Linked DNA regions of Homo sapiens: region 2 is linked to region 1. The links are chromatin loops, found by intact Hi-C in ENCODE. Cell type or tissue: OCI-LY7. All regions are shown on one strand.

Region 1 (8,000 bases):
TTTCCTTTTTCCTTTCTGTGGAGATTTTCTCTTAGGCTTGCCTAAGTGCCTAGTACAGTGCCTGGCATGTACTATGCACCCAGTTTTACTTGTTGCTGTTCTTAATTACTGCTATATAGTGAATTGTGTCCCTCCCAAGTTCATACATTGAAGCCCTAACCCCCCAATGTGTTAGTATTTGAAGATGGGGGTCTTTGAGAGGTAATTAGTGTTGGATGAGGTCATGAGGATAGGGCCCTCATGTTGGGATTAATGACCTCATAAGAAGACAGAAAGAGCTCTCCTTTCTCACTGCCTTATGAGCACACAGAAAGAAAGTGTCCATCTGCAAGCCACAATGAGAGTCTTCACCAGGACCCCAAGAGACAAAAGTGACTAAGACAATCACCATAGGCTTGCAGCAAATGTTTATGCTCCTCTGGTCTTCTCCTATCACATGAACAGATTTTTTTTTTTTTTTTTTTTGAGATGGAGTCTCGCTCTGTCGCCCAGGCTGGAGTGCAGTGGTGCAATCTCAGCTTACTGCAAGCTCCACCTCCCAGGTTCACACCATTCTCCTGCCTCAGCCTCCCCAGCAGCTGGGACTACAGGCACCTGCCACCAAGCCTGGCTAATTTTTTTGTATTTTTAGTAGAGACAGGGTTTTACCATGTTAGCCAGGATGGTCTCGATCTCCTGACCTCGTGATCCACCTGCCTCGGCCTCCCAAAGTGCTGGGATTACAGGCATGAGCCTCAGCACCCGGCCATATTTTTTTTTTTAAAAGGAATGTTTTTTCATCACTTCCACAGTGTTTTTCATTTGTGTAAACTTTTCATTGCTTTATGGCCTATTTGCTTAGACTAAGACCAAAAGATGGGCCAGGCATGGTGGCTTACATCTGTAGTCCCTGCATTTTGGGAGGCTGAGGTAGGCAGACCACTTGAGATCAGGAGTTCAAGAAAAGCCTGGGCAACAAGGTGAAACCCTGTCTCTACTAAAAATGAAAAAAAAAAAAAAATTAGCCAGATCTGGCGGCATGTGCCTGTGGTCCCAGCTACTTGGGAGGCTGAGATGAGAGGATAGCTTGAGCCTGGGAGGCAGAGGTTGCAGTGCGCAGAGATCAGGCCACTGCACTCCAGCCGGGGCAACAGAGCCAGACTCTGTCTCAAAAACAAACAAACAAAAGAGCCTGCCAAGACCAGCTCGGTCGGGGAGACCCTAACCCCATGGCGCTAGAGGAATTAAAGACACACACACAGAAATATAGAGGTGTGGAGTGGGAAATCAGGGGTCTCACAGCCTGCAGAGCTGAGAGCCCTGAACAGAGATTTACCCATGTATTTATGAACACAAGCCAGTGATAAGCATTGTTTCTATAGATTATGGATTAACTAAAAGTATTCCTTATGGGAAATAAAGGGATGGGCTGAAATAAAGGAATGGGCTCTGGCTAGTTATCTGCAGCAGGAGCATGTCCTTAAGGCACAGATCGCTCATGATATTGTTTGTGATTTAAGAACGCCTTTAAGCAGTTTTCCACCCTGGGTGGGCCAGGTATTCCTTGCCCTCATTCCAGTAAACCCAAAACCTTCCAGTGCGGGCATCATGGCCACCATGAACATGTCACAGTGCTGCAGAGATTTTGTTTATGGCCAATTTGGGGGCCAGTTTATGGCCAGATTTTGGGGGGCCTGTTCCCAACAAGACCCAAAGATGGTACTAACAAGAGGAGAGAAGTGGGTGGGGAAAAAGCAAAGTAATTGGATTTTTTGAGGCTGTAGAACACCATCAACAGGAGTCTATGTTGATAATATTTATATTTAATATTATTTATTAATAATATTTATTCAAAAATAATAACATAACATTACTATGTTAGCCACTAATATTGGCCTATAAAAATTTAACCCACGAATCTTGAAGTGATTTGATGTCCACAGCAGGAGTGAACCCAAAGCAATGAGAGACATAAACACAGAGAATTTCACTTTCTGCTCACTGAACATTCTTCTTGAGAATCAAGTCTTTTAAAAAATACATTTTGTGAAACTGAATAATTAGCGAAGACTTTGTTTAGCTCTTTTAACAGGGACCAAATGACTGTGACTCAGACAAGGTAGAAGATTATGTGTCTTTCATGTTAATGCCTCAGCTGTTCAGCAGACCAGGAAGTAGGAAGTTACGCTCCATAAGTCAGTGAACAAATAAGACCAAAATCCCTGTCCTCATGAGGTGGGAGCAGGGTGGGGAAGAAAACCAACATCCATAAGGACAGAGTATACTAGAGGGTAATAGTAAGCAGGAAGAAAGTTAAGCAAGGTAAGAGTTGGTAGTTAGGGAAAGTAGATTAAATTTAAAGACGGGGGTCAGGTGGACCGCATCAAGAGGGAGCCTACCAAGTGAAACTGCAAGGAAGCAAAAGAGCAAGCTGTGGAGGTATCTGAGGGAAAGCAAACAGAGGGGACGGATAGTCAGTTCAGAGGCCCTGGGGCCTGTTCATACCTGAGCTGTTTGAGGAGCACAAAAGCATGGTTGCCATACAGAGTGAGCAAAGACCAGCAAGAAGAAGGGAAGACAGAGGGGTCAGGGAACCAGGGAGGGAGGGCCCCAAAGCACATGGAAGGGTTTGGGTTTTTACTGAGATGGGAAGCCCTCAGTGGACTGTGGGCAGAGGAGTGGCATGATGTAGCTTAACACTTAAAAGAATCACTCTGGGTCCTCTGTGAACAGAAAGCAGAGGGCAAGAGTAAAAACAGGAAGATCAGTTAGGAGACTATTAAATAGTTTGTGCAAAGACTTTAGTAGCCGATGCTGGGTGACGGCAGTGAGGTTGACTTCAAGTGGGCAGGCAGACTGGGGATGTATTTTGAAGGTAGAGCCAACAGGATTTACTGACAGAGTGAGATATGGTGTGAGAGAGACGAGTCCAGGACAATTGTCAGCATTTTGGCCTTGAGTGACTGGAGGAGTAGGGCTGCTATTAAATGGAGGTGGAAAGGCTTCCAGAGGAGCAGGTTTAGAGGGAAGACCAAGAGTTTCATTTGGGACATGACAAAAGTGATATTTCTAATAGACGTTTAAGTGGAGATGTCATATAGGGTTAGATGTGTGGATCAGGAGTTCAGGGAGATTGGCTGGGGAGAAATTCGTGAGTCATCTAATGATAGTATTAAAGGCCTTGCAATGAGAAATGATTATTGAATGAGTGTAGGAAGAAAATAACAGGGAGAAAGAGGAAGAGAGGTCAAATAGTTACTTCCATCACTTCTGCCTACATTCCTTTGGGCGGAATTCAGCTACATGTCTTTACCCAGCTGCAAGGGAGGTTGGGGAATGAAGTTTCTGCTTGGGTAACCAGGGGCGCAGCTAAAATGTAGGGGGTTCTATTACTAAAAATATGAAGAGGAGAAGGGAAATAAGAAGAGGAACAGTTAGCAGTGGCTTCCAATTTGGTGTTTTTATGATGCATCTAATGAAAAAAGGGAACAGAAGACAGAGAAAAAAGTGACAACAATAGGAAGAACAAGAAGATGGGACTGGGGAGAGAAAGTTGAGGGAAAGGAGGGAGGGGGGAAATATGAAGGCGGGAATGCAGAGGAGTATGAGTATATGAGGAAAAGAGAAGAGGTGAAGTAGGATAGAAAGAGGAGAAAAAAGTTTAGGGAGGCGTAGAGGAGGGAGGAAAAAGGGGATGGAGAAGTGTGACAAAAAATAAAAAGACAAGAGATTAAAGTGGAAGCAAAGAGAAGGGGTAGCAAATACATTCTAGAAAGGGGGCAACATAGTGAAACCCCACCTAAAAAAAATAGCTGTGGTGGTGTGAGCCTGAGACTACAGTGAGCCATGATCATGTCATTGAGCTCTGGCCTGGGCAACAGAGTGGGACCCTGTCTCAACAAACAAACAAACAAGCAAACAAATAAAAATCGAAAGGAGAAATTTGCCTTACAGGCATCTGCCAGTTACCCACATCTGAGTGGAAATTGAGGCTTATGTTTTACCAGTTTTTATACTTGAATTAATCTCACTGATATGCAGTAAGTACTGGCTGTGTGCTGGGCCCTGAACACATAGAGCTGAGGGAGCTTTTTTTCACTTCCCGTAAAGAACAGAACAGCAAAATAGCACCTGTAGGGTGTTACTTTTTAAAAAATCTTGGGTAAATGATGTGGGTTGAAAAAGACCAGAAGCAAAAAAAGTTGAACTTTAAGACATAAGGCAATTTAAAAATGAGTAATCAAATGTATTATAAGTTTAATAGTTGTGTCCTGTGAGAAACCCAATTATGTTATAATTCATATTATTTGATAAATAATACAATGAAAGTATCATAAATACTCACACTCTTTTTACTGTAACAAGCTATTTTAATTTTTTGTATTTTATCTTGAACTCATTTACATGCATATGAGAGTTTCACATAATTGACACCCTAGTGTATTAGTTCATTCTGATGCTGCATTTTTACTTAGATAAAATTACTTATATTACAAATATAGCATCATATTGATTTATAGTAATTATTTAAATGAATATCTAATACTCTATCAGGTTAAAGTATCCAAGATTGTTTACACATTTTCCTTTGGCTGATTTATAGTTTGCTTCCATTTTTAATATGACTAATACTCCAAAGATCTATGTCACACATATAATTTATTCCTTAAAAAATATATATAGTTATTTTCTTCCTTCTAAATATTACTGTAAAAATGTATACATAATTATTACTTGAAATATGTGAAATACCTGGGTGGGTATGTTTAATTTTAGTTCATTGTGGGAAAGTTAATTTTAGAAAAGAAGAAAGAATAAAATAAATAGCACTTTGTAATCTTGACACAGAGTAATCAGTGTTAAACTTCTGATATAGATACATATTTTTTTGAGACGGAGTTTCACTCTGTCGCCCAGGCTGGAGTGCAGTGGCGCAAACTCGGCTCACTGCAACTTCCGCCTCCCGGGTTCAAGCAATTCTCCTGCCTCAGTCTCCCAACTTCTGGTATTTTTAATATGCATATACATTATATTATTATGTTCATAACAATATGGATTCACATATCTGCATACTATTAGTCATAACTTGAGTCATAGCATAATGCAGCTTTTGTATCTGCATTGACTTCCATTCTGGATATTTTCTCACATTATTAAATACTTGTCTGCAACATGCACCATGATTTATCTAACTGCATCCCTCTTACTGGACAGTTAGCATTTTTATTTACTGCAATTAACAACAGTAAAATTAATTTGAGATCAGCCTTTGCACACATCTCTGATTAATTCCTTAGAGTTAAATATTTAGAACTTGAATAACTGGTTTAAAAGTTTTCATATTTTTATGAGTTTGAAATATATTAGCATATTGTATTCTAGAAGGGCTGCATCAACTTACAATTTTCTTTTGTCTATATGAGAATGTCTGTTTTCCCTCACACTTAACAAGAGGCAGTCTCTTTATTTAAAAAACAAACGAACAAAAAATAGCTCTATCAGTTTCATAGGTAAGAAATTAACTCTCCTGCTTTATTTTGGATTTTTTTGACTACTTCTGAAGCCAAACATTTACACCCTCTATTGGTAGATAATGATTTGTGTGACTGCCCGTGTTCTTTCTCCATTACAAAAAATTTGAAGTGTTCATTTTTTGTCATTTTTAAAGAGCTCTTTATATATCGAAATTATTCACTTTGTCAAGTATCTTCTATGTAGTCCTCTTTTTAAATTGTACTTTTAATTTTGTTTATGAGAAACTTTGAAGAATAGAAACTTTAGATCATTAAGTAGTACAATACATTAGTATTTTTCTTTCAGCTTTTTGCCTTTGTGTTATGCTTAGAAAGTCATTCCCTTTCCAAGATTATTTGCCTTCACTTTGAATTTTTTAAATTTGTTCTACCTTTTCAATTTAACTGAAATGCTTTTGGCATGTGGCCTTGCATCATTTTAAATTGTATGTATGGGTGGAGGGTGGCCAAGAATTTCTATGAACATTTATTAATATTAGCTATGAAAAAGTGATTTGATATTAAAAAATGGGTTTTTATTCAACTGTTAGCAAATTAAGCTGTTATCCAAAGGAAGACTTACCTGTAATGCTAATTTTAGTCTTAAGAATCTATAAGTCTCAATTTTACTATGTTAAATGGGAAGACATCCTATGTTCATGGATTGAAAGACTTAGTACTGTTAAGATGACAATACACTCTAAGTTGAACTCCAGAGTCAATGCAATCTTGATCAAATCCAGCTGACATTTGTTTATTTACCTATTTACTTATTTAGCAGAAATTAAGCTGATCCTAAAATATGGAAATACAACAGCCCCAACTTAGCCAAAACAATCTGGAAAAAGAAAAAAACAGAACAAATTGGAGGACTCTCACTTCCTGATGTCAAAACCTATTACAAAGCCACAATAATTAAATAGTGTGGTACTGGCATAGGAACAGACATGTAGATTAATGAAATAAAACTGAGAGTTCAGATATAAACCTTTACGTTGGTCATAAGCTGATTCTTTGCCAGGAGTATGGAAGACAATTCTATGGGGGAAAGAATAGTCTTTTCCACAAATGGAGGTGGGATAACTGGATATACACATGCAAAAGAATGAAATCGATACCCCTCCTCACACCATACACAAAAATTAACTCAAAATGAATAATACACTTAAATATAGGAGCTAAAACTATAAAACCTTCAGAAGAAAACATAGGAGTAAATTTTTGTGGTTTTTGGTTAAGCAATGGTTTTTTAGATATAAGACCAAATGTACAACTTACAAAAGAAAAAATAAGAAAATTGACTATATCAAGGCTTGAAAGTTTATGCTGCAAATAACGCTAAGAAAGTGTAAAAACAACCTACAGAATGGGAGAAAATATTTGCAAATCACATATCTGATAAGAAACTTGTATCTAGAATATATAAAAAGCATTTACAACTTAAAAATGAAAAACTAAAAATAATCCAACTTAGAAATGGGCAAGGGATTTGAACAGACATTTGTCTAAAGAAGATGCACAAACAACCAGTATGCATACATAAAGACGTTCAACATCATTAGCCGTTAAGGAAATGCAAATGAAAACTACAATGAGGTTTCACATCGCACTCACTAGGATGGTTAAAATAAAAAAGACAGACAATGACAAGTTTTGGTAAGGTTGTGGAGAAATTGAAACACATACATTCCTGGTGGAAATGTGAAACTGTGCTTTGGAAATCATTCTGATAGTTTCTCAAAGTGTTAAACAGACTTACCATATGACTCATCAGTTCTACCCCTAGATAGACACACAAAGAAAATAAAAACATAAATCCTCACAAAAACTTATTCATGAATGTTTACAGCAGCACTATTCATAGTAGGCAGAAAGTGAAAAACAACTCAAATGTTCATAAACTGATAAATGGATGAATAAAGTGGTATATCCATATAATGGAGTATTATTCAGTGATAAGAAGGAATGAGTATTTGTTATGACTTGGATGAATCTTGAAAACATTGTGTTAAGTGAAAGAAGCCAGTTAACAAAAGACTAAATGTTGTGTGACTCCATTTATGTGAAATGTCTAGAAAAGGCAAACCTATAGAGACAGAAAGTAGTTTGGTGGTAGCACAGAGCTGGGGAGCATAGTGAGGAGAAATGGGGAGTGATGGCCAGTGGGTATGGGGTTTCATTTGGGGGCAACAAAAATGTTTTAGGATTAGATTGTATTGACTGTAAAAACCTGTGAATTCAGTTAAAAACTATAGCGTATACAACCTAAAGGAGTGAATTGTATGGTGAATTGTATCGTACTTCAAAAAAGTTGTTAAATTTTTTAAAAATATATTTTTTAATTTTAGAGACAAGATCTCCCTCTGTTGCCCAGGCTGGAGTGCAGTGGTGGGATCAAAGCTCATTGGAGCCTCAAAGTCCTGGGCTGAAGTGATCCTCCCACCTCAGCCTCTTGAGTAGCTATGACTACAGGTGAGTGCCCCGACACCCAGCTAAAAAATCTTTTAA
Region 2 (8,000 bases), 120 kb after region 1:
CTTTCAAAAGATAATCTTCAATCTTTTTTTTTTTTTTTTTTTGCCAAAGTCTCACTCCGTCACCCAGGCTGGAATGCAGTGGCAAGATCTCAACTCACTGCAGACTCTGCCTCCCAGATTCAAGTGATTCTTGTGTCTCAACCTCTCCAGTAGCTGGGATTACAGTGCATGCCACCACACCTGGCTAATTTCTGTATTTTCAGTAGAGATGGGGTTTTACCATGTTGGCCAGGCTGGTCTTGAACTCCTGACCTCAGGTAATCCACCTGCCTCAGCCTCCCAAAGTACTAGGATTACAAGGGTGAGCCAACGCTCCCAGCCAATGATTTTCAATCTTTTGGACTTTTGTTTGTTTATCATTCATAGAGTCTAACATGGATTTGTTGAATGAGTATATTACTGAGCCCATCTGAATACAGAAAAGTGGGGTTTGGCAGAAATTCCCTAGTGATTGTTGTTCACAGCTACACACACCGCTGGTGGCAAGGGGCCTGACTATGCTAGGGCTTGCCATTGCCAAAACAGTCTTAAGGAGATATAGAGACAAGGCTCTGTACATCCTTCCCTTCCTCATCCTCTCATTTCTCCATTCTTGTTTTTCCTTCTTACCTGTTCTGCCTTCAAACTTCCTAATAATTTGAGAAGGCTTTTAGCACCCATTCCACGCCATAATAATATTGACTTGGCAACAAATGAAATCACTGCATAATCTCAAACCCCATACCAGTCTTCTCTCTGGAGGAGAGGTGGCCCAATCCACATTTTACTTCCTCCCTCTTGCCTTAGTTGTCTTATGAATAAGGCCCTGTACTATCCTCAAAGATCTGGTGGCAGAAGGTAGGAGGAAGGGGAAGAAGGAGAAAGAGAAGGAAAACAAAGGCATGAATAACACAAAAGTCACCCATGGTGCCCCTGAATGGCTCAGATCTATTAACAATTGGGAAGATGAATGGTTTGCCTTATTTGAGAGACTCAAGGCCTTGGAGACATCCCTGGCAGAGACTCACCAGCACTGCTCATGTTGCCATGCTCTTCCTGACACAGTAATTTGTTAGGGGCAGAATTACCCCCCAGTCAATAGAACTATATCCATTGTGAACACGTAATGACACCTTCTCTAAGGGGTTCCAGATTCTATCTGGCAGTGATCTACTTACCTCTGGTGTAGGCCTTAATCTGAAGATAAGTCTTTATCTTACCTAATCTGCTGAATCCCCTTGGACATACAAGACTCCTCCTATACTTAAGCCTTTAGTTCATACTATTTTATTTGACAAGTTCTTTATAATTGTGCCCAAGATCTCTTGTCTGCTCCAACCTCTCCCATGCTAGGGTGACTTTTGCATTGCTAAACTCAGCTCCTAAGGGTCTTGTAAACGGTTACATTTGATGTAATTTTAATAAGCAGTAACTCCTGGATATTCTGCCCATTTAAAACATCAACCTCCATTGCTTCAGCCCAGGAATTCAAGGCTGCTGTGAGCTGTGATCACACCACTGAACTTCAGCTTGGGCAACAGAGTGAAACCTCATCTTTAAAAAATTAAAATTAAAACATCAGCTTCCAAGAGGTTTGAACTCCCTTCCTCTGAAGACTCTTCAGGCTCTTGGTTTTCTCATTAAACAACTCTTCATTTCTCCTGTTCTTCCCTAATAGGAAGTAAATATTAAGATGAGAGACCAAAAGCCCTATAATCCTTCAAACTTTAGCCAAGAATTACTGAGAATAGAATTCTTCAGTGTCACACCCAGAGAGGGCTTTTAAGTCTTGGGATTGTAGGGAAGCTTATATAATGTCCAAAAGGCTTTCCTATGGGGGGTGGAGGGAAAACTGAAAACTGGAAGGATTATTGTTAATAATGAATCGTCAATACAATATCACTTACATTTGAAAAAGTGCTGTACTTTCTTTAGAATATATAAAGACCAAATACTGCATTTTAAAGTGATTTTAGTGAGAAGAGATTCTTGCTTTACATCTTGATGTTCTATGTATTGCAAGATGAGATTGTAGCTTACCATACTTCTTCAATCTGTTATCAATTACCTTATTCACCTTATTAATTAGTCAGTTTAACATGCACACATCTTAAGAGAGTTCAGTGTGAAGCACTGCATGATTCTACAATATCATATTATTCCTTGAATTATCACCTCTTTTGCAAAATAAATAGAGTCAAGGTCTCCTCCTAAAATAATGGCATATACAGTAGTAATATATGCTCACATTCCTTAAGATGGAATGCTTTCAGACTGTTTTCAATCAAGCTGTGTGCACCTACCCTTGAGTCCTAATTGCTGCCCCACCGTCTTTCCCACAGTTCAAAAAGGCTGACTGTTGGAGCCATTAACAACCAAATAGGGTCACTCTAAAAACAGTAAAGATGAAAAGCCAGTATCACTGGCTAAATCTTGAAATGCATAATGGTTAGATCCCTGACCCTTTCATGACCTTCTAGTTCCCAAAAGAAAAGGGCACCAGATGTCTCCCAAATGTGTGGTAATAAGAATTACCTTATTGACAGGGTTGTTGTTAAAAACCTAAATTGCCGGGACCGTCCCCTGGCAATTCTGATTTAGAAGGGGTGGGGCTCAGGAGTCTGTATATTTTCCAAGTGCCCCCAGATAATTATTATCATCAGGTAAATATAGAAAATATTGGGGCCAGATGCAGTGGCTCACGTCTGTAATCCCAGCACTTTGGGAGGCCAAGGTGGGTGGATCACTTGAGGACAGGAGTTAGAGACCAGACTGGCCAACATGGGGAAACCCCTTCTCTACTAAAAATACAAAAAAATTATCCAGATGTGGTGTTGCGCACCTGTAATCCCAGCTACTCAGAAGTCTGAGGCACAAGAATTGCTTGAATCTGGGAGGCAGATTTTGCAGTGAGCTGAGATCGTGCCATTCCACCCCAGCCCGGGCAACAGAATGAGACTCTGTCTCAAAAACAAACAAACAAACAAACAAACAAACAAACAAACAAATAAATTGGTTTCTAAATGAAATAGAGCTGCATTCACATCTCAGATCTGACATTTACTAGATCTGATCTGGTTTGCAAAACTCTGGGCATCTCCTTTTCCCAAGTGCACAGTTACCCTGGAAATGACAGCAGGTCTCTTTGGCAAAGATTAAGAAGAATATTCACCGTAAATACTTGCAAAATATTACAAGATTCTTCCTAACTGGTAAAATGCTTTTTTTTTTTTTTTTAAATTTCAGAGCTTCTAGGTCTGACTCAGGGCTGAAAATTGGATGAGGGACCTGATTTTCTACCATGATGGCTCATTTTAGGCTCCTGTTCATTCACTCAACAAATATTTATTGGGCAGGTCTATGTGACACAAACTGTTCTAGGTGTTTGTGATGCAACACTGAATAAACAGTCTAAAATCCTTGCCATCACAGAGCTTATACTTTCCAGTAGAATCTTATTGAATGAACACACATTTTTTAAGGACCCCATGATCAATAACCACTATAAAGAATCTGTGGGTTAGATCATTCAGATATCCACACAGGCTCAACTGCCTATTATGATAACTACGCTTATTTTGTTTTTGATGGTTAACACGACCTCCAGTAGAAATAAGAACCAATTTCAACTACAACACATCTTTTTCAGCATTTGTGGTTGTCCCCATTGTGCCACTACTGCTAGCACCACCGCTATTGAGTGTTTGTTGTCATAGGCACTGCCATGCATAACCTCTCATTGCTCCTGAGCTTCTGAGTCTTCCTTCAAGATGAAAAGTTTTGGGCTGGTCATGGTAACTCATGCCTGTAATCCCAGCATTTTGGGAGGCTGTGGCAGGTGGATCGCTTGAGTCCAGGAGTTTGAGACCAGCCTGGGCAACATAGTAAGACCCTACCTCTATTAAAAAATGATTTTTAAAATTAAATGTGTATATATTCTATATTTAATTATATATCATATATTTAATTTTAAAGATTAAATGTATATATCATATATTTAATTTTAAAGATTAAATGTATATATCATATATTTAATTTTAAAGATTAAATGTATATATCATATATTTAATTTTAAAGATTAAATGTATATATCATATATTTAATTTTAAAGATTAAATGTATATATCATATATTTAATTTTAAAGATTAAATGTATATATCATATATTTAATTTTAAAGATTAAATGTATATATCACATATTTAATTTAAAAAATAAATGTATATATCATATATTTAATTTTAAAAATTAAATGTATATATCATATATTTAATTTTAAAAATTAAATGTATATGTCATATATATCATATATTTAATTTTAAAAATTAAATGTATATGTCATATATATCATATATTTAATTTTAAAAATTAAATGTATATGTCATATATATATTTAATTTTAAAAATTAAATGTATATGACATATATATCATATATTTAATTTTAAAAATTAAATGTACATATCATATTTAAATTTTAAAAGTGAATGTATATATCTATATTTAATTTTAAAATTGAATATGCATTATATATAATTAAATATAAATTTATAAATATAAATATATATACATAAAAGTTCTGGGTGGAGGATCTGATTGCTGAGTCCAGGACAGGATATCCATGTCCTTACTGCCAGGGCCAGGAGAGAGACTGTCTGGTCCCCTCTGGCATCCATAGTGGGAGACAGTCCCTCCAAGACTCACACAATAAATTTTCACTCTAAATAAAAAAGAAGGTCAGAGAGTGAGTGACCAAAAGGTTTTTGAGATACACACACATATCTCTATGTTAACTGGATTCTGTGCTTAGTCATATGCATCTAACTTTAACAGGAAGAAGAACTACATCATGTTTACTGGGTGCTTGGACAATACTTGCTTATATACTTTTCCTGCTCTTCTCTCTATCCCTCTGTCACTTCGTTTAAATGGGTCATTCAATACCAAATGGAGAGTAAGTGCCCTTTCCAGGCTCATGTAAATATGGTGCCCTCTGGTGCACGGTGTTGAACATTACACTTTTCTTTTCAAAACTCCACTCTGTAATTTGAAGGTTTTGTTTCTGTTTTTCCCCAAACATAATCTTCAGTTCGTTTTACTTTCCAAAGTAATTAGGATCACTGTCAGAGTGCTCACACCTGCTGTGACATGAGAAGTACAGAAAGGCCCTTGTCATCCGAATAGTAGGTCTGCCTATTCCACCATCGTATCTGGCCTTAACTATAATCCTCTGTGGCTTTGTAGGCGCCTGTTAATATTATTTTACCTGGAAGATACAGTTGTGAGATATAATATTTGGAGGCAATCATTTACTACAAGAGATGAATTTATTAGTGTCAGGCTTCTGAGCCCAAGCTAAGCCATCATATCCCCTGTGACCTGCACGTACACATCCAGATGGCCGGTTCCTGCCTTAACTGATGACTTTCCACCACAAAAGAAGTGAAAATGGCCTGTTCCTGCCTTAACTGATGACATTACCTTGTGAAATTCCCTTTTCTGGCTCATCCTGGCTCAAAACTCCCCCACTGAGCACCTTGTGACCCCCACCCCTGCCCGCCAGAGAACACCCCCCTTTGACTGTAATTTTCCTTTACCTACCCAAATCTTATAAAACGGCCCCACCCCTATCTCCCTTCACTGACTCTCTTTTCAGACTCAGCCCGCCTGCACCCAGGTGAAATAAACAGCCTTGTTTCTCACACAAAGCCTGTTTAGTGGTCTCTTCACACGGACGCGAGTGAAAATTACTATTTAACAAGACTTCAAAAGTACTCAAAATGGAATGGTTCTAAGGGTTAACACATGGTTTTGGTATTTCTTTAACTTTCATCTTTGTGGAGAAATAATATCTTGAAATACTAATACTTGGGTTTTGGTTCCCAACCCTTGCAGATGACTTTTCCTCTATTAGTCAAAGATCTTGCATCAAGATGAGGTCAGATTATAATAGCAAAAAACAAAAAGTCAATTTTAGGTTAAAAAAATCTAAAATATGCTCTTAATATCAAAAAGGGGAGGTGTCACCAGGGGTGGTGGCTCACAGCACTTTGGGAGGCCAAGGCTGGAAGATCACTTGAGCCCAGGAGTTTGAGACCAGCTTGGGCAACATGACAAGACCCAGTCTTTACAAAAATCAAACAGAAAAAAAATTAGCTGGGTGTGGTGGTGCCACCTGTAATCCCAGCTCTGGAGGGTGGGTTGTGGGGGAGCTGAGGCGGGAGAACTGCTTGAGCCAGGGAGTTCGAGGCTACAGTGAGCTGAGATGGTGCCACTGCATTGCAGCCTGGGTAATAGAGCAAAACCCTGTCTCAAAAAAAGAAAAAAAAAAAAATCAGGAGGAGGCCTGAGTGAAGTAGAAAACAACTTTACCATATCAATGGGAAAGCATGTACAGGGGAGCAGATTCCCTGCCCCCTCAACTTCAAGGGTACGAGAGGAGGTTCAACAAAGCTAGAGGAAGGAGGAGCTGCAAGGCTTGGCCAAGGCAAATATATCCAAGGTTGTTGGGGAGAAACAAGGGGCTGGAAGCCAGAGGTGACAACCAGGAAAAGGGCAGAACCTACAGGGGGTGCTGCAGAGCCCCACTGGTCCCCAGGACCAGAGAGAAGCACAGAATCTGAAATGCACCTGAGGCATATTTTACTTCCATGCGAGGGACCCCTGTTCATCTCTAGTGGGGAGCAGCGTTGTTGCCTGATCGTTCCAACAATGCAGGTGTCAGCTTTCTGTGGAAGCTGCCTGCTGGTCACATGCCAAACATCCAACACATGCATGCCATCCCACATTCTGAGACGTGGCTGAGCCCCCACCTCTCAATGACATTGGGAAGCACCCTCCACCCCCACAATAACTCAGAATGCCCACCAACCCCCAAAACTAGGGGGTGAAGGTCCCTGACAACCAAACAACTCATTCCTGCTGTACCTTCACTTTTGACTGAGAAAATTAAAAAGGAAGAGTAGGGCCAGAACCAAAGGATGCATTTGCTTTAGGAACTAGAAAAAAAAAGGAAACAAGACAGTTGATAACCCTCTAGAGTCCCTGATCCCGCCCTCTATCCTAACTGGATGCTTTAGTCTTGTCAGGAGTGAGGAAAGCTTGACAGATTCTTCATGTCCTGGAGAAAGCAGGGGAATGGCCAGGCGCGGTGGCTCACGCCTGTAATCCCAGCACTTTGGGAGGCCGAGGCGGGCGGATGATGAGGTCAGGAGTTCAAGACCAGCCTGGCCAACATTGTGAAACCCCATCTCTACTAAAAATACAAAAATTAGCCGGGCGTGGTGGCATGTACCTGTAATCCCAGCTACTTGGGAGACTGAGGCAGGAGAATCGCTTGAACCCAGGAGGCAGAGGTTGCAGTGAGCCGAGACCACGCCAGTGCACTCCAGCCTGGCGACAGAGCGAGACTCTGTCTTGAAAAAAAAAAAAGCAGGGGAGCAGCAGAATGGGAGGCATGAAGGCACTCTTTGCCAGAGTCCCCAGTAATTTGACTCTACTTGGCGTTCTACCCTCCTTGACACCCAGCTATAGCATTATGTGACATAGCTAAATATCTAGCTACCTTAAGCCACTTTCTTAACCCTTTTGAGTTTTAGATTACTTACCTCTAAACCTCCCTGATAAGACATTTGTGAGGATTAAAAAGAAAAATATGGAGCATAAACAAGCCATTGAACTTTATTATACATGAGAACCACAAAGGAGTAGTTCCGGATGAGTTTATTGCTTGGAAATCAATCAGATATGTACAGAGCAATGGGCTGAAAGGCCTGGAAGAAGAATTTTCTAGACTCTACACTTGGGGAGACGGGGCTGAAGAAAGTCTGGAAGCAGACAAGCCTCTGAGCTCTCACTACATGCAGGGTGTTGCTTTGTTCTATTAAACCCTGCAGAGGGCTGGACATGGTGGCTCACATCTGTAATCCCAGCATTTTGGGAGGCAGAGGCAGGCAGATCACTTGAGCCCAGGAGTTCGAGACCAGCCAGGGCAACATAGGGAAAACTCATCTCTACAAAAATAA

The links. A loop is a pair of places that touch in the nucleus more often than their neighbours do. Peaks named below come from ENCODE experiments on the same cell type or tissue, not always from the same donor. Only the 100,000 strongest peaks of a DNase experiment are listed, where the experiment ranks them.
Region 2: a loop joins it to region 1, with 2.5 times the contacts of the local background. A loop is called at or near these places in 2 of 110 quality-filtered maps.

What each region holds. Positions count from the first base shown.
Region 1 is chr1:182,564,911-182,572,910 of GRCh38, reverse strand. No RefSeq gene overlaps it. Among named protein-coding and RNA genes, the nearest start is that of RNASEL, 20 kb to the left of the region's middle. In OCI-LY7, no CTCF peak of the experiment used is centred here; DNase peaks (open chromatin) are centred at 2,140 and 4,060; H3K4me3 peaks cover 1,196 bases; H3K27ac peaks cover 2,524 bases.
Region 2 is chr1:182,443,186-182,451,185 of GRCh38, reverse strand. RGSL1 (regulator of G protein signaling like 1) reads right to left here and starts at 1,040. Exons shown (of 22, transcript NM_001137669.2): 1 at 1,008-1,040. The coding sequence starts at 1,020. RefSeq lists an enhancer at 595-1,202. In OCI-LY7, CTCF peaks have their summits at 4,737, 4,937 (motif pointing left) and 6,575; a DNase peak (open chromatin) is centred at 4,955.